Linked DNA regions of Homo sapiens: regions 1, 2 and 4 are each linked to region 3. The links are chromatin contacts, found by Hi-C or POLR2A ChIA-PET in ENCODE. All regions are on one chromosome and are shown on one strand. Each heading gives the region's core, a stretch centred on a gene start or an enhancer-like site at or near the end of the contact. The rest is flanking DNA. Distances are from core to core; before and after follow the strand shown.

What was found. A loop is a pair of places that touch in the nucleus more often than their neighbours do. ChIA-PET counts read pairs that join two places held with the same protein, here RNA polymerase II (POLR2A). Pooled maps may share reads with other maps.
Region 1: a loop to region 3 is called in a map with no recorded cell type, with 3 times the contacts of the local background. The contact joins the enhancer-like site here to the promoter of KLHL29 in region 3. A Hi-C loop is called at or near these places in 4 of 37 single-sample maps with no recorded cell type and 3 of 50 pooled maps.
Region 2: a map with no recorded cell type shows a loop between it and region 3 (3-fold over the local background). The contact joins the enhancer-like site here to the promoter of KLHL29 in region 3. A Hi-C loop is called at or near these places in 1 of 37 single-sample maps with no recorded cell type and 3 of 50 pooled maps. POLR2A ChIA-PET finds 5 or more read pairs at or near these places in 1 of 52 experiments (MCF 10A).
Region 4: a map with no recorded cell type shows a loop between it and region 3 (8-fold over the local background). The contact joins the enhancer-like site here to the promoter of KLHL29 in region 3. A Hi-C loop is called at or near these places in 3 of 37 single-sample maps with no recorded cell type and 5 of 50 pooled maps. POLR2A ChIA-PET finds 5 or more read pairs at or near these places in 1 of 52 experiments (HEK293T).

The regions. Positions count from the first base shown.
Region 1 is chr2:20,507,353-20,512,963 of GRCh38, forward strand. No RefSeq gene overlaps it. Among named protein-coding and RNA genes, the nearest start is that of RHOB, 63 kb to the left of the region's middle. Within about 2 kb of position 2,784, at least 3 of the 41 ENCODE cell types and tissues checked have a DNase peak (open chromatin) inside an H3K27ac peak, as active enhancers do.
Region 2 is chr2:20,415,607-20,421,280 of GRCh38, forward strand. LOC105373465 (a long non-coding RNA gene) reads right to left here. Exons shown (of 5, transcript XR_001739317.2): 3 at 3,005-3,281; 4 at 362-458. Among named protein-coding and RNA genes, the nearest start is that of RHOB, 29 kb to the right of the region's middle. Within about 2 kb of position 3,550, at least 19 of the 41 ENCODE cell types and tissues checked have a DNase peak (open chromatin) inside an H3K27ac peak, as active enhancers do.
Region 3 is chr2:23,382,748-23,388,582 of GRCh38, forward strand. It overlaps KLHL29 (kelch like family member 29), which reads left to right and starts at 2,432. Exons shown (of 14, transcript NM_052920.2): 1 at 2,432-3,033. It overlaps LINC02923 (long intergenic non-protein coding RNA 2923), which reads right to left and starts at 4,571. Exons shown (of 6, transcript NR_187213.1): 1 at 1-4,571. RefSeq lists silencers at 371-665, 2,169-2,518, 2,689-3,548, 3,789-3,908, 3,929-4,098 and 1 more and an enhancer at 371-665.
Region 4 is chr2:20,574,952-20,580,919 of GRCh38, forward strand. It overlaps a transcript of HS1BP3 not described here. Among named protein-coding and RNA genes, the nearest start is that of HS1BP3-IT1, 15 kb to the right of the region's middle. RefSeq lists enhancers at 3,583-5,095, 3,882-5,081, 4,060-4,389, 4,580-4,639, 5,466-5,968 and 2 more. Within about 2 kb of position 4,405, at least 33 of the 41 ENCODE cell types and tissues checked have a DNase peak (open chromatin) inside an H3K27ac peak, as active enhancers do.

The sequences.
Region 1 (5,611 bases), core at 1,534-4,033, 2.9 Mb before region 3:
GAAGTCAAGACTGAAAGGATCCAGTCCAGAGAGTAGACTCTTTCCTGTCCATAGGGGCCTGTCTGGATGGCCTTGGCCACCCGTTGTGGCCTCCAGCAACTCCACCACCCACAGTGTGGAGTGGCCAGGATCAGGCTGCCCTCAATCCAGTTACAGAGCCAAGCTCCCTGCTCTGCCTCTCTGGACAACTGAGGATAAGCTGCTACTAAATCAGTTTATTTTGAACTTCCAGTCTGGTGACCTAGTCCAGGGTTTTATGGAAGCTGAGAGATTGCTTGCTTTTGTCTCAGTTTCCATTTATGCTATTTATGAAACAAATCATACAATTTTAAACAGACAGATAAAAGTTTTAAACTAATTTATCTTTTAAACTATTTTCAATTCAGTAAAATAACAGCAACTACTATTTATAGGCTAATCTCTGTGCCAGGCTCCATGCTAAGCACTTTATGTGCATTACCTAACTGAATTTTTACAACACCCTTGTGAGTGTTAGATTTTTCCCTTTTTACAGATGGAGAAATGGGTTCAGAGAGGTTAAGTAACTTGCCTGAGGTCACACAGCTAGTAAGTTGCAAAACAAAGATATGAATCCAGCCACACCTTACTCCAAAGCCTCTACACCCTAGTGCCTCTCAAAAAATGATGGAGTTTCTGAAGTTGGGTGGTTCCCACCTGGAACTCCCAAATGTCATTGTTACTAACTCAGGATGGTCTTATTGCTAGAATAAACAACCTCACATCTCAGTGGTTAACACATTATTCCGTTGGTTGGAACTTAATTGCATGGACCCCATCTAACTGTGGAGGAGGGTGGGAAACGTTGTCCCACTGTGTGCCCAGAAAATAAGGATTGGTTAACAAGGCTGGGCGTGGTGGCTCACGCCTATAATCGCAGCACTCTGGGAGGCCGAGGCTGGTAGATCACCTGAGGTCAGGAGTTTGAGACCAGCCTGGCCAAAACAGTGAAACACTGTTTCTACTAAAAGTACAACAACAACATCAACAAAATTAGCTGGGTGTGGTGGCACACACCTGTAATCCCAGCTACTCAGGAGGCTAACGCAGGAGAATCGCTTGAACCTGGGAGGCAGAGGTTACAGTGAGCTGAGATTGTGCCACTGCACTCTAGCCTGAGTGACAGAACAAGACTCCGTCTCAAAAAAAAAAAAAAAAAAAAAAAAACAGAATTGGTTAACAAATGACAATGTCTCAGCCAAGTTCACCTCCAGTGATTTTTTGTTTGTTTGTTTTGGTTTTGAGATGGAGTCTCACTCTGTCACCAGGCTGGAGTACAGCGGTGCTCACTTGGCTCACTGCAACCTCCGCCTCCTGGGTTCAAGCGATTCTCCCGCCTCAGCTTCGCGAATAGCTGAGACTACACTGGCGCAACCATGCCCAGTTAATTTTTGTATTTTTATTTTTAAAATACAAAATATTTTTATTTTGTATTTTTAGTAGAGATGGGGTTTCACCATGTTGGCCAGGATGGTCTCGATCTATTGACCTCGTGATCCGCCTGCCTCGGCCTCCCAAGGTGTTGGGATTATAGGTGTGAGCCACCACGCCCGGCCCACCTCCAGTGATTTTTTACATAAACTCCTTCCCAAAGTCAAGGTTAGCATGGTCTGACCAAGGCGTAAACCAGCCAATTTTTGTGCAATGCCATGAACAGAAAAAACACTTTCTCTTCTTAGTAGGGCCAAGGGCAAGGCACCATGCTCTCTGATGATATTTAGATAATAAATTTTGAGTCCCCTTTGTCCTCTGAATCCTTTCTTGTCCTTATGCAGAGAAGCTTTTGCTGGCCAGGCTGGACTGGAGGCTGGCCAGGGGCATGAGAGAAGCCTCTTCCCACCTGGGAGCTGCACCATGCAGACCCAAACATCTTCCTGATGGAGCCACTCCCCCTTACCCACTGGCATAGTGCCTTTGAGCTCCTTGCTTGACTTTGCCAGGCCAAGCAGGTGGCATTGCCCTGACCTCACAGACCAGAAAGGATCATGTGAGAGTGGTCTGGAGTAGCTGGGCAGTGTCCTGGGCCTCACCAGGTACCCACCATGCCCTCCGCACCAGGCCCTGCCTGGAGCCTGACCCCAGGCCAAGAACACTCATGAGGACACACTGAGCAAAGGCCTCCCACAGCACAGACAGAGGTTCGGTGAGTCTTTACTGCTGCCTCTCCTGCCTTCGCCTCTCTGACCTGCCAAGTCAGCCCATGACATAGACAACTCAAACGCACAGAGACAGCAGGAATTTGCACTAATTCAGTTAAGCACTTAGCCTATCAAGTGGCAGCAAATGCCTGGACTAAATCCCTCTGTGGAATGGAGCAGGACTGCTGCCCTCAGGTCCCCGTCGTTGGTCTTTGCAAGCTGGGAGGAGCCCTCCCACTATCATACCTGCCCCAGTGCAAGGGTGTATATTAGAAATGATGATCTGTCTTGGAGGATTATATATTTTATTGGGCATGTTGTGGGCAGGGCTGGCCCTGCCATGGACTCTTTGTGACTGTGGGTGCGCCCTTTCTGAGCTTCAGGTCTCAGTTTCCTCACCTGTCAAACGAGAATGAATCATGTATGGTCTTTCTGCCTTGCAAGTTTGTTGTGGGATAATTTGGGGGAGGAGGAATTTTGAAAAGAAACCAACACATCCAGGCAGAAGGCTCCCAGCCATAGTCGTGCTTGTGGCAGACTATAGGACAGATGAGCCAACCTTCATTCCCATCGTTTCCCCTCCCACACCCTGCTCTCAGGGCTGGAGAGGCAGCAGTCTCACTTTCTTAGCCTCTTGTGTAGTGCAGGTGGGGGTGGCCACGTGGCACGGCTCCGGCCAATGAGACGTAACAGGGAGTGAGCTGGCGGCTCCTGGGAGGACTTAGCTCTTCTCATTAAAAAAAAAAAAAAAGGGAAAGCCCGGGCGAGGTGGCTCACATCTATAATCCCAGCAATTTGGGAGGCTAGTCAGGAGGGCTGCTTGAGCCCAGCTCAGCCTGGTTTGAGATCAGCCTGGGCAACATGGTGAAAACCTGTCTCTATTTTAAAAATACGAAAATTAGCCGGGCATGCTAGCACACGCCTGTAGTCTTAGCTACTTGGCTACTCGGAAAGTTGAGGTGGGAGGATCCCTTGAGCCTGGGAGGTTGAGGCTGCAGAGAGCTGTGATGGGGCCACTGCACTCCAGCCTGGGTGACAGAGCGAGACCCTGTCTCAAAAAACAAACAAACAAACAAAAACTGAAAAAGAGCAAAGGGGGCTAACCTGGCTCTTGTCCCTTCCTGCCATTTCCTGCCTGGAATTCTGAAGATGTGCCAGGAGCTGAGGTGGCATCTTGGCCCCACCCTGATCCAGTACGACCTTATCTTAATTACATCTACAAGGACTCTATTTCAAAGAAGGCTCTGTTCTGAGGTTCTGGGTAGATGTGAATTTGGGTCGGGGCGGATGCTATTTAACCCACTACATGCCTCATTCCAAAGAAGGCCATGTTCTGACCTAATTACCTCTGCAAAGACCCTTTTCCAAAGAAGGCCTTGTCCTGAGGTTCTGGGTAGATGTGAATCTGGGTAGGGGGGATGCTATTTAACCCACTATATGCCTCATTCCCCAAATCTAATCCATCAGCAAGTTCTGTTAACCTTACCTCCTAAATACGCTCCAGACCTGGTCACTTCTCACCACATCAATTCAACCATCCCACGCTGAAGTCCTGTCACTGTTCACCCCACTCACCAGCCTCCACCAGCCTCCTAAAGGGCCTCTCTGTTTTGATTCTGCACCCCCATACAACCCCCCTCAACTCCCCTCCATGTTCATGTTCCGTTCAGCCTCCAGAGTTAGCTTATTAAAAAGATTAATTCCCATTGAACAATCCTCCTGAATAAAACCTGCCAGTGGCTTCTCATTGCTTTTAAAACAAAATGCAAAATCTTTTCATGGCTAGTAGGCCTACCCCGCTCCCTTTCTGACCTCTCACCTCTGACCTTATCTCCTCCTGTTCTCCCCGGTTCCCTTCTGCTCCTCAGTCCTGCCAAGCTTCTTAGTGTCTTGGGGTCTTTGCACTTGCTATTCTCTGTGCCCCAGATCTGTATGCAGTGGGGGCCTACGTCTCATTTAGGCTACCTCTCAAAGGTCATCTCTTAAGAGGGGTCTGCTTTGATTACCCAGGTCGGAAGCACCCTCCAAACCTGCCCCCCAGTCCCTCTCTACCGTGTCACCCTGCTTAGTTTTCCTCACACTGCTGCCTGCTGCCTGATCTGTCTGACGGTATTCATTTCTCTGTAGACTTGGCTCTGACAACTCCCACCGAGTGACAGTTGCACAGGGGACACCTGCCTGTCTTGTTCACTGCTGTGTCCCTAGTCCCTGGAACAGGGCCTGGCACATCGTAGGTGCTTTAGGTTAGGTTATTTCATGAATGAGTAAGTGGGTAGAGTTACGGGGCACAGGGGAGAGTCTACAGGGCTGGGGCGCACAATTCTAAATCGGGCAAGAGCCCCTTAGCCCACCGCCTGTGGATGCAGGAGGGAGGGCCGGTGAACCGCCCTCCCCATTGCTGTGTCTTTCTGCCTCTCACTTTCTCTCAGGCCCCATGTCCACAGTCTGTTCTGCCTTTTTAAGAACAATGAGTCAATAGGCCCAACTTGCTGTGCAGGGAATTACGTTCAGCTGGTGTAATTTCCCCCTTACCTAGAGAGAAAGGCCAGCATGAAGGTGCAACCGTGAGGACCGTTCAGTTGCATGGGAGAGGAGAGGAGCACATGGGGAAGAAGAACCAGGGTGGCTGGGAGTGGACAGGATGCCCCCAGTTTCCAGCCCCTGCCTCTGGGGCATGTGTGTGAGGCTCAGCTGGCAGCCACCACAGGCATGGCGGATGCATGGCTATGTCCTGTGTGGCTCACTTACCAGGAGCAAGCTGTCTACCCAGGAATGGCCTCTCCCCTCCACCCCGAGTGGTCAGAGCCGGCCTCTCACTGAGCCCCCAAAGCTGACAGGGTCCCCTGGATCATCAGGCCTTGACTACTCAACCCAGAGACTGCTACCCCAAAGTGGGGCTTCTGGGCCCTACGGCCCCCCTCACCACCCCAACTCCGCCATGGCGGGAGCTGCCATTAGAGATTTGCAGCTCTATCCCCTCAGGGCTCCCGTTCTTCTACCACAGCCACCAGGAGCCACGCTGAAAGCCATCATGTCCCGAGGGTGACCTGGGCTGCATGCTCTGCCTGGACCTTCCCAAAGGCATAAGCCTCAGAGCTGAACAAACATGGAATCAAGATCTGAAATGTGGCTGGGCGCGGTGGCTCACGCCTGTAATCCCAGCACGTTTGGAGGCTGAGGCGGGCGGATCACCTGAGGGCAGGAGTTTGAGACCAGCCTGACCAACATGGTGAGACCCTGTCTCTACTAAAAGTGCAAAAATTAGCTGGGTGTGGTGGTGCGCACCTGTAATCCCAGCTACTCGGGAGGGTGAGGCACAAGAATCCCTTGAACCCAGCACGTGGAGGTTGCAGTGAGCCGAGATTGCACCACTGCACTCCAGCCTGGGTGACAGAGGGCGACTCCACCTCAAAAAAAAAAAAAAAAAAAAAAAAAGAAAGATCTGAAATGTAAAT
Region 2 (5,674 bases), core at 2,300-4,799, 3.0 Mb before region 3:
GGGTGGAGAAAGACCACGAGGTGGGGGCAGGGATAGGCATGTCTGAGCTCAGACTCTCCTTGGGTGGGGCATGCTGTGGCTGTTGTGGGAGATGGGGGTGTGGTTCCCAGTCCAATGGATTTGTATTCCCATGGGGAGCATGTCTGCCTCTCCTGAGTCATACTGGTCGCCAGGGAAGTGGGGGAAAGCCAGCAATCACAGACCTCACCCCACTCCCATGCAGCCTGCAGTCCTAAAGGCTGGTCTCACTCCCACTGTGGCCCCCCAACAGCATGGAGTCTATTAACAGACAGGTGGTGACCAGGGCTGAGAACTTGCCCTAGACCACCAGCTTCCCCATTGAGAAAGCAAGCAGACTCACAGTTTTCCGGCATCTCAGGGGCCCCGCAGCAGTGATCTAGTTCCTTCTAAGGGTCTGTGGATTCTCTGAGCTTTTCTGGTATGGTCCTGCAGTAGTTCTTGGAGAAAAAGTTCACGAGGTGAGTCTCCTCTGAGCCGGAGCTGCAAGCTAGTCCTGCCTTCTATCCGCCATCTTGCCCGCATTCTTTTAGCTTTGAAAGTAAGTCTTGCCCTAGGAAGTTTACTGGAGTAGTATCCCACAGTACAAAAGTATGTTTTTTCTGAAAATGGCCCCAAAGTCCATTGAACGAGTTCAAACATAGGAACCTCTTGAACTTCATTCAAAACCCCCAGCAAAAAACATAACGTTTTTACTCTCAGCGATTTGTTGATCTATTAAAGTGGCTTTATGGTAGATAGGAGGCTTTGGTATCCACCAGGATTGTACAAGATTTCCTTTATTCTAACTCTTGTTTCTCTATGTTTATTTAGAGGTGTTATGGGCAGCACTTTATCAGGGGACTCTCTTAGAGTCTGGTCAATTATCACGAGAGCTAAAATCTCTTGGGCTCTCTCTAGCCTAAAGGAAAGAGGCTTATTGGTGGACTGTCAGAAAAATGGAGAATTTCTTTTCCAGTGTCTCTTTTCTAGTCATTTGCAATAAAGGGAGATACTTTGGGACCTCTTGTTTCAGGACCTCTTGGTTGAAAAAACTTCACAGGTTGCAGCTTTTTGAAGGTTGAAGGGACATAGGCTTGTTAATCTTTGGGTTTTTTCTTCCTGTAGAGCCCTTTCAAAATGTTCAGCTACAGCCACCAATTCAGTCATATCTGTCACTTCCCATCTAGGTTTATGTTTTTTAATTAAACTGCTAAGTTCAGGACAAAATCTGCTTATAAATAGAACAGTTTATGCCGTTTCAGTCTCTGCAGGAAATGCTCCTTGCCATATGTTGAGCCCAGAATGTTTCTGAAATAGTGTTTCTAAGTGAGTTCTATAATGTGAAACTGGTTCATCTTTTTTTTTTCTTGTCTGCAGGATTGCATCATGGACCAATCAATTTTTGGTGAATGTGATTGGTCCATCATGCAAACCAGAAGACAAAAATGTGTGAAAAATCTTAGAAATTGAATCTAGAAGGGGTTCAGCATTTTTTCATGCTCCTTTTGGCCCTTCCCATGAGGAGGTCTTGGAGGGGTCTTTAATATCCTCCTCATGTGTGTTCCATTCTGTTGCTGGCATCCATTTGCCAGGTCCCAATATCATGTGAATAAATTGGTAAAGGTCAAGGAGTCCTGGATCCTCCATTCCTAGGAAGATTCTAAATTCCTCAGTAAATTTTTGAGGGTTTCTCCTTGCATCAGGGAAGTCTTTTACAATGGCTCTAAGCTCAATTTTAGATCATGGAGTTAAAGTGGTTACAGCAGGAAGGCCTGGCTGATCAGAGGTCTTACTTTGTAAAGACATCTGTTTGCCTTCTCTTTTGTCAATATTCTTCAGGGTGAAAGGGTAATTTAGCAAGGTTAGTGGACTCAGAATATTTAGTTGGGGATGGATAAAGAGAATAAACAGTTGTGGTTAGTTCAGTAAGAACATAGTCCTTGTTTCTTTTCAAAGTATCTTACCAGTGGAAAGTTTAAAAATTAATTTATTATAGGCCGGGCGTGGTGGCTCACGCCTGTAATCCCAACAATTTGGGAGGCTGAGGCAGGTGGATCACCTGAGGTCGGGAGTTTGAGACCAGTCTGACCAACATGGTGAAACCCCATCTCTACTAAAAATATAAAATTAGCCAGGCATGGTGGCATGCACCTGTAATCCCAGCCCACTAGGGAGGCTGAGGCAGGAGAATTGCTTGAACCCGGAAGGCAGAGGTTGTGGTGAACTGAGATCGTGCCACTGCACTCCATCCAGCCTGGGCAACAAAAGCAAAACTCCATCTCAAAAAAACAACAACAAAAATAATTTATTGTAATTTATTGTTATTACTATTAATGATTATTTTGAGACAGGATCTCACTCTGTTGCTCAGACTGGAGTGTAGTGGTGCAATCTTGGCTCACTGAAGCCTCAACCTCCTGGGCTCAAGCAATCTTCCCACCTCAGCCTCCCAAGTAGCTAGGACTACAGGTGTAAACCACTATACCTGGCTAATTTTGTTTATGTTTTTGTAGAGATGAGGTCTCACTATGTTGCCCATGCTGGTCTCGAACTCCTGGACTCAAGCAATTTTCCCACCTTGACCTTCCAAAGTGCTGGGATTACAGACATGAGCCACTGTGCTCGGCCTTAGTCCTCTTTTATGATGTCCTTAGTCTGTTGTTTAAGATTTTCACTTGCTTTTTGCAAAGAATCTTTTACGGATGCAATTTTTGATTTGTTCAGTCTTTTAGATCTTCCTATACTAATTAAAGGATACATACTATTGTTTTTATGTGGGATTCTGATTCCTTTTTTCTCATATGACTTGCAAATAAATAATTTTAACCAAATTAAAACTTCCCCATTATCTTTTCTAAGTTGTCTCAGTGAGGTTAACCCATTTTTTCTGAAAATGCACATGTTCTGGGCCCATAATTTTATACATAAAAGTAGCTGGAGTCCCAGAATGTGGAGTCCCAGGCTCTTTGAATTGAGATGAACTCATTACCAAAAAGGTACCCACCTGAGGCCCTCAGCCTCTAACTGAATCTAATCCGGTTGATTATTGAATCCAATCCAATCCCAAACCCAGCCCAGTCCAAAGATTGCTCAAACAAACTTGGAGAGCTGAGAACACAAATTCTTGGATCTTGGAATCTGAGAGAAAATTCAGCCACGACCTCCAGTTACAAACAAGAAATCAGTGGGCACAGCTGGCTTCGCAGGTATCTGGTCTGGTTCCCTGGTGTTCCTGGGGGTTGCTGAAGTTTTACTCTGTATTCTCACTTCTGACACCAAATCTGTTAAAAGAAAAACTTTAGACATATTAAATTTAACAGAGTTTAATTGAAAAAAAAAAGAAAAGAAAAGAAAAAAAACAACCAAAATGATTTCTGAATTTGATAGCCCCCAGAATCAGAATAGATTCAGAGACTCCAGGGCTGCTACATGGTCAGATAAGATTTATGGACAGAAAAAGGAAGGTGACATACAGGAATTGTGAGCTACAGAAACAGCTGGGTTAGTTACAGCTCAGCGTTTTCCTCATTGGTACAAGGTCTGAACAGCTGGCCGCCTGCGACTGGCTGAGACTCAGCCATTGTTACAGAAGCATACTGCTGAGTTGAGTTTTCAGTTTGTTTAGGTACTAAGTTAGCTTGTTGTTCCTAAGTAAGAACTCAAGTATGTGAGTACAGAGGCTTTCTCAGGCCAAATTTAGTTTGATTTAACAGAAGTGAGGAGCAACCAGCCTCATTCTCACTGTGGCTGGGTGTGGGCATGTCCTGGGCCCTCCCACAGCTCTAGGAATTGCCTGAGAGACAGACGAAGTGGACAAAGTCGCTGACAGACCTGAGTTACTGCCTTGGTCCTGGTGACCCTGCTCCAGGCAGTCCATCTCTGTCTGCGATCCCGGCACCACTCCCGGTGGTTCATTATTGCCCAGAGGGGCCTCTGGAGTGCAAGCCTCAAACAGGGAGACAGACCTGGGAAGACTCCATGAGGCTCCACAGCAACCAGACAGTTCTAAAGTCAGCGTCCCTGGCTTCCAGCTCCAACACTGGACATTCCCCCGTGGCTCCCCTGCCTGGGAATCTGGTGGAGGCTGATTGGGCAGCCCAGGGGATGCCGGTGGGGTGCGGGGAGGAAAGGCTGCAAGGGCAGCTTGGCTGGATCATGGAGGCCCGGGTGAGGCATTCGGACTTACTCTAAGGGCAAGAGAGTGAGAGACTGCAGCTTGGAGAGGACAGCGGTGCTTTGGAAGATGAATCTGGCTCGTTGTGCTGTAAGAAAAGGAGGGAGGAGAGCAGCTTTCTAGGTGACCTGGGGCTGTGACAGTAGGTATGAGGGACGTGAGGGGTCTGAGACAAGCAGTGAGGGTGCACTGCCCAGCCTTCCTGCTTGTGGGTTAGGAGCTGTCGGTGAGGATTCTAAGGGTGTGACCCTTGATGATGAGGTGAATGTGTTATGGCTCACAGGAACAGGGAAGATGGGAGGAGGAGTGGGCTTACAGCAAAGAGAAGCGTTTTATTTTATTCAGCTTGGCCGTGAGACTTCTCTGTGGCGATAGGTGAGTTTGCCAAATCTGGAGCTCGAGAACCAAGTCAAGGCTGTAGCTGCATATTTAGGAGTAAAGGTAGAAATTGAAGTAATGGGAGGGAGTAAGAGTGTTGAAGATGGAAGTTTTTCATGCCAGAAATAAGCTGTTTAAGGAAATGACCAATCTCCTAGAAATCTCCAAGGCCTATGTTAAAACCATCCCTTACCCCTGCAAAGATACCATATGCACGTACCTCTAACATTGCCTGGTTTATGTCATGTGCACCTAACCATTGCCCTAGCAGGTGGGCCTCTGTACAAAGGGAAGTAAATACTTGTTCCTGTAGAACCTCTGGTTTTGGATAATATAAATATTAACTTTGGCCAGGCGCAGTGGCTCACACCTGTAATCCCAGCACTTTGGGAGGCCGAGGCGGGGGGGATCACCTGAGGTCGGAAGTTCGAGACCAGCCTGGCCAATATGGTGAAACCCCCGTCTCTACTAAAAATACAAAAAATTAGCAGGGCGTGGTGGCAGGTGCCTGTAATCCCAGCTGCCTGGGAGACTGAGGCAGGAGAATCACTTGAACCCAGGAGGGGGAGGTTGCAGTGAGCCAAGATGGTGCTACTGTACTCCAGCCTGGGCGCGGCAGAGCAAGACTCCATCTCAAAAATAAATGAGTAAATAGATATTAACTTTCTAGTACTTCGGGCACATCTGCTTGTAATGCCCCTGAGGTGACTATGGTAGCAGTCCGTCCCAAGCTTCTTGGCAATGCCAGTGGCTGGCAATGTGTCACATGCCTGGAATGACCAGAGAATAAGTGTCTGATGGTCTGCTCGGTAGTCACTGGAAGCCACCCCCATGAGGTGGTGACAAAAGAGGACTTTGGAAGGCTCTGACAGTGCATTGGAGCTGGGGCTTCTTGGGTATTTTTTTTTTTTTTGAGACGGAGTTTTGCTTTTGTTGTCCAGGCTGGAATGCAATGGCATGATCTCAGTTCACTGCAACCTCTGCCTCCCAGATTCAAGCGATTCTCCTGTCTCAGCCTCCTAAGTTGCTGGGATTACAGGTATGTGCCACCATGCCTGGCTAATTTTATATTTTTAGTGGAGATGGGGTTTCTCCATGTTGGTCAGGCTGATCTTGAACTCC
Region 3 (5,835 bases), core at 1,182-3,681:
CATAAATGGCTGTGTCCACACTAAACAGCTCCCAGCAGGGCAGAGCATCAATGACGAGGAAGCCTTGGATAAAACGAGGATGGGTGAGGACAGGGTAGACAAGCCCACTGGGAGTCTAATTCACACAGCTTTTCTCATTCTCCCTGACAAGCTGGCTCCCCTGGTGAGCTGTTACCAAACTTCAGCCCTGAAGAGTTTGCGGTGCCCCAGAACCAGCGCCCTTCGCACCACCATGGCCCGAGTAGGTCCTCCTCTGGATAAGACCTCAGCACAGCTCTCTTTTCTGATGCTGCCAGCAGGGAAATTGGGAGCATCCTTTCTCCTTCATCTGGAGAGGTAGCTGAATAAGGATTCTTGGAGTTCCTATTTTCTTCTTTCAACTGAGGATCATTCAAAATCATCTGTAAGACACTGTGAGTGCCTCACATTGCCAGATCTTAACCTATCCCAGACCCTGCAAACCTTGGCCACATTTCTGTAGTGCCTACAGCTGTCACATAGGGCGCTACTCCAGAATACGGCTGGGTGGACTTCTGCATGTTCACAGTCAGTGCATCCATGGAGATTATCTCAGAGGACAGCTTCCTACAGCGTGGATGAACAGACACACGCCTGTGGCTTTGTTCTCCTTCTTTTTGCATTGGGTTGACCTGTGTATCAATTTGAAATCCCAAGAAATCCCTCTTTTTTCCATTTTGCTATCTAGTACTCTTCTATCACTTTTCATATACCATTTGAAGGACATAGTACTCAAACCAAAGCTATCGATCACCTTCAGGTGTTGTCTGAGGACCCTTGGGGAGCTTTTCTCCCCCTCCCCCCCACTCCTGCTCCCCTTTTCGGCACCTCTGTCACCCTCTCTTAAGGTCACGCCAGTTTTCCTGGCTGTCGTCCTCATGAAGGGTGGCTTCCTCCCTGAAGTGCTCCGCTCTGTCCCCTCCCTTGAGTCCCGGGCTTCACACACACAAACTCTGTTGGATGTTTTTTCCAGGAAATGCAGTTATTCTGACACTAGTGGGCCATTTCCCCGGCGTCCTCATTCCATTTCTGACAGTGCTCCTGCTACCCTCAGTAGATTATTATTATTTATTATTTATCAGCCACGACACTGTACTCTGCTTCCTACAAAATATTAAAGAAGACACAATCCGTGCGCTGAGTTTACAGCCAAGGAGAGCAGAGGCCTGGATCAGACATCACAGGGGGGGAGCTGAGAAGAAAATATTTACCGGCTCAGTCCTCCTTGGCCCTGGTAGATGGAGGCAAGGACTGGCAAAGCCCTCCCCAGGCCAGCTCCTCCCAGCTGGGCCCCCACAGCCAGCTCCCCACACTACCTACAGCACCCCAACTCCAATTTCTAGCAAGGCCTCAGGCCTCAGGCCTTTACCCGGGGGAGCGGAGGGAGGGTGGAGGATGAGGATTGGGCCCTCAGGCCTTTACATTCAGACAGGGGTGGAGGAGGAGGGCAGGTACAGATATTTCCTCTGAAACTCAAAACCAGGTAAAGGGGATGTAGGGGAGGAGGGAGAGGTCGGGGAATAAAAACCAGATTAGGAGAGCGGTCGGGGTGGAGAAGACTGTGCCCAGAGTGAAATATTCTAGCATAATGGAAAAGCCCTCATTGGGGGTCCCACACGCCTCTGGCCAAATCTCTTCTATTAGGGTTAGAAGTTAGGGTCTGTGTAGACAGCATGTGTAGACCGAGAGGTGGTGGGACTGAGAAGTCAGTGTAGACAGTGTGAGAGAGAGCGAGCTGTGGTGGGGGTGAGTAGTCGGTATAGACATCAAAGGCTGGTCAGGCTGTTAAACAGAGAAGGCTTCCTGGATTCCTAAGGGTCAGTATGAACAGAAAAGTCGCGCGCCCCAGGAGAGGCAGGGCTGACTCAGAAGGCTGGTGGACACTTTGCAGGGCTCTCCCTGGTCCTTCAGAGGTGTGGACAATTCCTGCTCCTTTCCAAGGCTGGAGTGTCATAAAGAGGGCGGAAGCTGAAAGACGATTGGACTTTTTCCTTCTCAAACTTTTCCGCCAGTTTCCTCAGGTGTTGAGAGCAGACGGGGAGCTCGCCTCAGTCCCGGGCCCCCAACCCTGGGCCAGCAAGGCCAGGAGGCCACGGCGGAGCAGCCCGTGCCACGCGCCGTGCGTCTGCCGGGCGCGGCCGCGGAGCCAGGCGAGCCGGGGGCCACCGCGGGGGGCGGGGGCGGCGGACGGACGGACCGACGGACACACCCGCGAGCACTCCAACCTCGGACCCGGCGCGCGGCAGCCGGGAATCCCTCGGGCCGGGGAAACTGCGCACGGGGCCCGGCCTGGCCGGGCCGGGCCAGAGGGCCCCGCCTCCCCCACCCGCCACCCCCGCCCACTCGGGCGCCCGTGATTGGCTCCGCCCGCCCCTGGCTGCGCGCCGAAGCCCGCCTCCCTCGCAGCTAAAGCAGACGGTACCCGGAGCGGAGCGAGCCAGAAGGGAGCATGGTCCCCGCGCCGCGGCCGCGCCAGCCCCCGCGCCGCCGCCGCCGTCCCCGCCACCGCGGATCTCGCCGCAGCTCCAGCCCCGGCCCCGGCTCCGCAGCGCCCGTCCGCAGCCCCGGCGGTCGCCGCGCTTGAGCGCAGCCCCCGCCCGGAGCCCGAGCCGCGAGCCCGGAGCCAGCCCCAGCCCCGCGGCCGCCGCGGCTGCGGGGAGAGGGCGGGGGCGATGCTGCCGGAGCCGCCGCCGCCGCCGCCGCCTCGATGAGAGCCGCGCCGCACCGCTCATAGCCGCACAGGCTGACAGGCAGGAGGACCGACTTCCCTCTCCCGGGCATCCTCCCTGGGCTGCCGGGAGGCGGCGGCGGCGGAGGAGGAGGAGGAACGAGGGGAGAAGGCGGAGAGCAGGAACGCGAGGAGGAGGACCTGGATCCGTTTCCTCCGGCCAGGACCCGAGCGGCCCCAGCCACCGCTACCCGCCGGCGCTGTCCGCTCTCCATCAGCCCTCCTGCGCCCACCCGCGACCCCGGGCTCTCTGCGCGTCGGGCCGGGGCCGGAGCCGCGCGCCGGAGGTAAGAGCCGGGCCGGGCTGGAGCGCCTCGGATGCGGCGCCGGAGGGAGACCCAGGTCCTGGCCGCCGCGTGGGGCCGGGCCGGGCCGGGCGTGGGAGCGGGGCCGGAACCCGGAACCCTGGGCTCGGCTTCGGCGGCGGCGGCGGCGACAGGAGCCTCCCGCGTCTGGACTCGCAGGCTGCAGGAGCCCTTGCGCCTGCGCTGCTCCAGGGGGAAAAAAAGGGGGGGAAAAAACTTCCTGCCCCCGGGTGTGTATGCACCGGGGCTGCCTGGGGCCACTGTCACGGTGTTCGGAGGTGCTGGAGGCTTGTGTGACCCCTGGCCGGAGCAGCCCCCCTGCTGGGCCCGGCGGCGCGCGCCCCTCTCCAGGCCACGTTCCCCTGAGCGGCCCAGGGCCCCGGCCGGGCAGGAGACCTGGAGGCGACGGAGGGCTGGCCCCCAGGGGCGGCCGCGCGCACTGTCCTTTGGGGAGGTGCGCGCCTCTGTGCAGCGAGAAGCCAGGTTGGGGTTTTCTGCCCCTCGCGTCCTCTGATCTCGCATTTGGGGACTGGGTCTCTTTACTCAATCCCAAGTAACTTTCGAGGTAGATGAGCTCGAAAACCGTCGGGAGGGAACCCGCACAGACCTTATTGTGACCCACCCCACCCCGACACACACACGCACACTTCCCTTGACACCTTGTGGGTGCCAGCGTGTTGTGGGGGGACGCGGAAAGGAGAGCTCACGGGGACGGCGAAGCGGCCAGGAGGTGGTGTCGTTGGGGAGGGGTTGTTGATGTGTGGGACAGGGTGGACCTGGAGATGTGTAGTGTGGGAGTGTGAACGCGCGCCCCGATGGCCTCGGGGGGCCGGGGGAGCCCAGGGCTCGCGTCCCGGTCTCCGTGGCCTGGAGCGGGCTGAGAGCGCTAGGGTTATCTGCGGTCGCCGCGCGGGTGCCCGCGCTGGGCAGCGTCGGCCCCGGGCCCCAAGGGAGGGACGTGCTCGCCTGGGGCCGGAGCGCGGGGCTGGGAGCCGGGGTAGGTCGGAGGTGGCTCTTAGGGCAGGTCGCCTCTGCGTTGCCTGGGGAAGGCGGGGACGCGCTGCCTGCCTGCGGCCAGCCGTCTCGGAGGAGGGGGTGGCGGCCACGCGCGAGTCTCGGATGCCTGGGTCCACCCGCTGAGAAGCCAGTTGTCGTCCCTGGGCTGTGGAACCAAGCGGCAGACGCGGTCCGTTGGCGGGCCCTCGCGCGGGCCCCCAGAGATGCTGATGGGTAAGGAGCTGCCGCCGCCGCCGCTGCCATCCCCGCCGCTCTGCAAACGTTCTCCTCCCTCCCTCCCGTGCTTGCGCCGCGGCGCGCCCCGGGCGAATCGTGGACGCAGGTATTTATGTAGCATTAGGCGAGACCTCGGCGCTGGAGGGACCAGACCGTGGAGGACGCCGAGCTGCTGCTGCCTGCGAAACTTCCACTTCGGCAGCTCAGCGGCATCCCGGCCCGCTGCTGCAGGTTCCAGCCTCTCTCCAGTCCAGCAACGCTGGGATTCGGACTCCTCTTGCAATGACAGATCTGTCCTGGTTACGGCTGTATTTATACTAGTTTCAGTCTCTTTAAAGTCATCTGTCTAGTCACTACAGAGTTTCTTCCTCGCCGTGTGGTCTTATCACTAACTCAGCCCTGGGAGGGCAGATTTGAGGAATTGCTTCATTTTCAGATGAATGACAGCAGACTTGTCCCACCTCATTCCTGATTTATTATTATTATTATTATTATTATTATTATTATTATTATTATGGAAAGAAGGTATAGAGCTTTTTAATTTTTTTGTGAGGGAGGAGAATGAACAATTTTATAGATTGTTCTTTCCGACACTTAGAGAAAACATGTCCAGTAAGCACTAGTGAATACTTTAAAGGCTGGTTGGCATGCGTGTATTTGATTAGTCCATAATCTAGGTGTTTATACAGGTATGGAGCTGTGTGCTACTGATGAATAGTCTCCGTCCCATACATTGTGCTGGAGTGCACTTGATTTATCACCCTGCTATAAATCAGGGAATTACTAGCACATGTGCCTTTTAAACTCTATATGAATTTAATGGCATTTAAATTGGTTTATGGGCTGATGCATCTAACCAATTTTAATAACTTTTCTGCACAAACATCTTATAAACCATATTTGCCTGTGATTAAGAAAAACATTTTCTTCTCCTCGGTCTCTCGGTTATGGAAATTTATAGGTCTCCAACTTTCATTTGCAAGCAGCAATCCAAACGAAATACCTAGAGTTTTACTGAAATAAAATATCCTATGGTAGCCATGGTAACAAATAGATTAAGGGTTATTGGTTTTCATCTGAATGTGATGGGGGGTGGGGATCTAGTGTTGTGTCTTTTTAATTATGTTTCTAATGAGTGGTGGTCATACTTCAAGTACTCAGTGTGGGAGACAAGCAAGACTGAGAATTCAGGTTTGTGGGAGGTTTATTGAAACAAAGACTAGTAGAGCCCAGGAGAATGACTTTTGCTAACTGCAGCTCCTCATATCTAGGAACAAAATGGATAAAAACCTTTTTTTTGTTTTTCCAGTAGATGAGCATTGAGTCAGTCACTTTAAGACCGGAAAATGCATTTTGCTTATAAACTATTACCAAAGGAACCTCTAAATCCAGCCTGTTTTCTAGGAATAAACATGTTGGAAGTGTGGCGGTTGGTGTGGATTGAGTGTCACCGTTGTTATCAACACCTGTCAGTTTAAGTGAGGCACATCATTAGTCTATTCAAATCTTGCCTATTTCAGTATTCATGCATTTCCATGGTGATCCATTCAT
Region 4 (5,968 bases), core at 3,155-5,654, 2.8 Mb before region 3:
GGATGATAATGTTGGCCTTACTTGGTTTTTGCCAGGATTAAATGAGAACACAGGAGTGGTTGTTATTACTGGCGTAAAAAGAACCATTTCCTAGCTCATTAATGCAGACAACGTAAACGTCTGGATGCCTAAGGACAAAGCCCGGGACTTTTCTGCACTTGCTACTCACCCCCATATTGTTGTTGGGCATTTGTTTGGATTTCTCTGGAACTTTTGGAACAATGGGCTCTGGAGTTTTGTCCTGTGGTCATTCACACCCTCAAGGGAAGCATTTGCTGAGCTCTAGGCCTCGTTCCAAGGGTGAGGAGCCTGGTGGGACATTTACCTGAATCAGGGCCGCAGCCTGGACAGGCAGGGCTAGGGACAGGAAGGCCAGAGACACATAGTGTCAATCCCTGAGCCTGGAAGCCCTAGTCCAAAGCCTCCTGGGCTTATTTCAACCCATCAGCTGACTCTGACAATCAGAAAATACCAAAAAGGGCCCACCCCTTCCTCTCTAGCTCTGACACTCCAAGACCCTGTTTGGTCTCAACATGCAGCCCAGTTCCCTGGCTGCCCAGCCACACTCTGCCCACATATTTTAGACTCCCAAAGGGTAGTAAGTCCCTCTTGCAGCATCCCTGGAGGCCCCGCCACATGCCAGGTGAGGAGCCAGGCACTGGGGAGAAAGCCACAGTGTGCCTCCTGCCTCCTCCCCTCTCCAGGTTTGTGCCTCAAGGCCCGGCATTCCTTATCCACGGGCCTGGCCCATGTGCCTGGGCTCTTCCACACGGGGGCCTGGCAGCAACGCCTCTGTCTCCTTGGTTCCACCCCCCCCCCCCCCTTCAGGCTACCCCAGCAAGGGAGGACAGGAGCAGCTGGGAAATTAATTTACAATGTGAGTGACTGTTAGGCCCTGATACCCACACATGAGGAGTTGCTTTTTAAAAGGTAGCTATTTATAAAAATGAATGCTTGAGAAGTTCCTGACAGGCAATGGGGGAAGGGGACTGGGGAGGGGGACCTGAAAAACCTGTCCCACCCATTTCCATCTTTGTTTTGTTTTGTTTTGTTTTTTGAGACAGGGTCTTGTTCTCTCCCAGGCTGGAGTGCAGTGGCATGACCGCAGCTCACTGCAACCTCAATCTCCCGATCCTCCTGTTTTAGCCTCCCAAGTAGCTGGGACTACAGGTATATGTCACCATGACTGGCTAATTTTCTTTTAGTTTTTGTAGAGATAGGATCTCACCGTGTTGTCCAGGCTGGTCCTGAACTCCTAGGCTCAAGTGATCCTCCTACCTCGGCCTCCAAAGTGTTCTGGGATTATAGGTGTGAGCCATTGCACCCGGCTATGTGAGGTTTCTTTCTGCTCAATCTTTGCCTAAGTTGTTTCCTTCATATGGACTCTATGTGTTCCTCCTCTTTTCCTGTCCTCAGAGAACCAGCTGGAACCTCACCTCCTCTGAGAAGCCTGCCCAGTACAGCTCCTCCTGCCACTGAGGGCTTAGCTCAGGCGTCCCGTTTTCCATGCTTTGCAGTCTTATCTCCTCTCTGGCCTGAGACCTCCCTGAGGCTCTAGTCTAGAGCCTGAAAATATCAGAGGAGGGCTGGAATCTGCCACATTCTAGCTACACGACCTTCTCTCTAAAGTGGGAACAGGATCGCCTCCCTCATTGTACTGTAAAGTGCCTGGCATATGGCAGGTGCCAACAAATACTGCTACCCCCAGAAGTTCTGAGAGAGACGGAGGCCTTGAATGGTACCCTTAATGGGGCCCACAATCTAGGGACTTTTTATTCCACAACAGAAATGGAAGTTGACCTGTCACACTGAGTCTACACTATTTCTTGGGTCTTGCCTGCCTCCCGGAAGCTGAACTTATCACCAGAGGGACTATGCAGGCTGAAGTTTCTGTTTCTGTTTCGGTTACGTATAGAAGCAGTTGCTTTCTAAGAATTGAAGGACACCTAGTCATATCCTTTTGGTCAGTGGCAAACAAATGATGGGGAACAGAATTCCCACTTACAAATCTTTTCCCATTGGGATGTCTAGGATGGATGGTTCCTGGGAATGCCCTGGGAATTTACCTGGGAAGAGTATTTACAAGGAAATTTATGGGAGAATTTACAAGGGAATTGCCGTTTGAGTTGGGTTTTCAGAGTAAACAAGGGCTTGTCACTGGGCCTAGATGGAGATGTGGGGTGGCCCAGGGCAAGTGAAGGACTTGGGGTTCCAGGGAGATTAAGGACTGGGGGCATGACACACTGATATTCATGTACAATTGAGTTAATATTTCCGTATCGGGGAGGGCCTGGGAGCTGAGTGGGGAGAGGGTGGGAAAGGGGGACCCTCCTGATGGACCCAGGAGGTTCAGTCCCAGCCCAAACCCAGCCCTTCAGAAAGACCCAAGGCTAGTAGGCCTGGACTCCTTAAAAAGCTTCCCAACCATTGGCTGGGGAAGAGCATGATTCTTGGGGTTGTTTTACCCCAAGGGCCTTGTCCAGGGCTTCCTTTGAAACAAGTGCAGCGATCTCCCAGAGAGAAGTTCTAGACCATGCAATCTTCCTGTCTCCCTGCATTTCCTGTGACATGTTAGCGGCTTGGAGGTGTCCCCCCAGCTCCACCAGGGGCATAGGAAGAAAGAGCCTCCAGGCCCAAGGTGAGGGGCACCTCCCAGCACCGCCATCTGGGAGCGTAAGAGTGCCTGTCTGTGGCTGCAGCCTGGGAGGGAGAGAGGGTCCAGAGATGGAGGCAAGCAGAGGCCAGACCAACTCAGGCCGGGTGCATGAGCTGGAATTGCCAGGCCTCTGAACCTCAGGCTAGGTCGCATTCTTGGAGCAGCAGATTAAAGTATGAGGGGGTATTGTCTAAGCTACACTCCCCGGCACTGGGGCTGGATGGGGATTGGGCTTCCAGGGTTCTGTTATACTGATCAGATCAATGATTCATATGCTGATGTATCAGAACCACCTGCAAACACATTTCCAGGCCTGCCTCAGGGCACTCGTTCCTCAAGCCTGTCCAGTGTGACTTCAACCCCCTTCACAGCTGAGTAGGTTGTGGCCAGGGGCCATGGATCTGCAAAGACTGAGTAACGTGCCTGATGTCTCATCATGATCCAGCCGGCTGGGGACCTCTGGCATGGAACACTCCAAGCTGCATCATGTCCCCTCAGGCAACTTGCTGATCCCTGGCAAGGGGTGCAGGAAGCAGGCTCACGTGGCTGTGCCCTTGAATCAGGGCTCGGGAGAGTGGCACAGGGTGGGGGTGGGAACAGCCTCTCTTGACCAGTGCCTAGCGTCCTACCTGTGGCTCCTAAGTGGCTCCAGGGCTGCCCTCAGAGGCGGGATGGGATGCAGTCTTCATAGGAGGGGACTTGGTCTCCATGGTTTTCAGGGCAGAGCCCCACACCTATTACCTGGGCCCTGAGGCTCTACCCTAGCATGTCTCTCTGGGCTGTCCTCTGAAAAGTTGCTCACCATGGTAACCAACCAGAAGTAGAGCCCCAGCTGAGGGCAGTGATGACACCATCTTTGGCCCTTGGACAACCGGGGCAGTTCTTGCCCGGAGGCTCTCGCAGGCAGCCCCACACACCACCTATATCCCGAGGAAAGATGGGCATTCCCAAGGAACATGTTCAGGCCAGACCCTCTGGGAGGTGAATAAGAATAGATGCCCAGCCAAGAACCTCTTCAAAGCTCAAGAGGAATGAAGAGAAGAGAGAGGACCACCATTCACTGAGGGCTGGCCATGGGTGAGGCACTGGGCGTAGGCAATCTCCTACATGCTCATGACAGCCCTGGGAGCAGTACTGCCACCTGCACTGGACAGGGGAGGAAACTGAGGCTCAGAATGGGAAAGTAATTTGCTCAAGGCCAGAGTCCCTGGGTGTGTAGCTGTGACTCTGGAGCCATGCTCTGTATCAACCAGTGGGGTGTACATGAAACATCAACAGTAACAGCAATGTCCAGGTTCAAAACATTAAAAATAGCCTCAGTACTACAAGGCTTTCTGTTTCTGAAACCTCTGTTGAAGGCAGCCAAGTGGAAAGTCAGGCGGTGTCCCCTCCCAAGCCTCACAGGCTGAGCCAGGTTTGGTGGCCACTGAAGCCCTTGACTTCCTTCCGGTCTCAGGTCAGTCCTCCCTGGGGCACTCCTAATATGCTCATCTGGAGGCTTCTGTTAAGTCCAGGAAACTCTACAGGACACAGCTGAGGCTGGGCGGCCACCAGACACGTGCTGTGTCCAGAGAGAACAAAGCGGGGGTTTCCCTGGGTTCCATGAGCACAGGAGCCTTTTCCTCCAGGCTGGCTCCATCCGAGCTGGCTGAGGGTTGGCGGCAGCTGCCCAGCATCTATAGGGTGCCTCCGGGAACTGTCTCAAGGCCAGAGCATCCAGCCTCCTGGCTGTTAGTGGGCCGTGAGCCTACCGGGACTTCGAGAGACAGGGCTTCCCCAGATCCAGCCTGATGAGATCATCTGCCATTTCAGGCTGGGCTGAAAGATCCTCCGGCACAACAAAGCTGGGCCCAGGAGATATCCTGCATGACTCATCAGTTGGCCATGCATTGGAGACTTCCGGCCCTCAGAGAAACCAGACACAGAGAGCCATTGTTTGCCTTGGAAGCCCCCCGGCATACCAGGCTCAATGGGGTCATTTGTGTTTTCTCCCTAGTCCTCCATAACCCATACTCTTTCTGGGAGGTGGGGGCCCACTGAGCTGCCTGGGACCCTGTGACAAGAGGAAAACCAATACCAAGTCACCTACCCACAAGTCCCACGGGAATACCCTCCCTCCAGGACCAGGGCCTGGCTGGGAAGCAGAAAACCTGGGTTCTGAGCCATGGTTTAAGTCTCCAAGACTCACTGATTCTTCTGTCTTCATTTTTCAAATGGAGAAAATCATTCAAAAAAGACAAAGCTATTGTGAGGATGACCTAACGTAAGGCACATAAAGTTCCAGGCTCAGGCCTTGCACCTACAAAGGTTCTGCATGTGATCTTTCCTTCCCACTTCTCTCTTCCTCCTGCCTTTAAAATGTAAGTGAAAATGTTTTGTTTGTGGATCTGTTTCTATCCTAATCTACATACCCTTATCTAGGGCAGAAACTCCCTGAACTCATACCCACAGTCTACCCACAATTTGGCCCACACCCAGGGACACAGCCCCAAGGGGGCAAGGACTGGAGCAGAGGGCACACAGCCTAGTGGCTAAGCTGGGCAGAGATGCAAGAATAAGCAAGGCAAGGCTGAGGGCCTGCCCCTGGGTTTCAAACAAGCTGGAGGCCTTTAGAAACTTCCAAGGGGGAAGCTGAGTGTGGTGGCTCATGCCTGTAATCCTAGCACTTTGGGAGGCCGAGGCGGGTGGATTGCCTCAGCTCAGAAGTTCGAGACCAGCCTGGGCGACACAGTGAAACCTCGTCTCTACTAAAATACAAAAAATTAGCCAGGCGTATCAGTGTGCACCTGTAATCCCAGCTATTCAGGAGGTTGAGGCAGGAGAATTGCTTGAACCTGGGAGGTAGAGGTTGCAGTGAGCCAAGATTGTGCCACTGTACTCCAGCCTGGGTGACAGAGCGAGACTCTGTCTCCAAAAAAAGAAAAAAAAAGAAAAGAAACTTTGGTGGGGTGGGGAAGCAAAAATTAATTTGTTAAAAGGAATCAAAGGTTATAAAAAGAATTCACAGAAAGGGAAATCTAAATGACTAACAAGTTCATGAGGATGTTGTCAACCTCGCTAGTTATCAGAGAAATGCAAATTAAAACAGTGAGATTCTCCTTTACACTTATGAGATTGGCAAAAATTACCAAGTCAGATAATATCAAGTGCTGACAAAGAAAGTGGGGGTAAAAGAAACCCTCAGGAGCTGCTGGTGGAAGTAAACACCCAGGCAGACAAGTGATGAGCAACCTGGAAGTTATTCTTGAAAATCAATATTTAAGTTCAGTGTGCATGGACCATGTGAACAAGAGTCCCATGCCTGCTGAACTC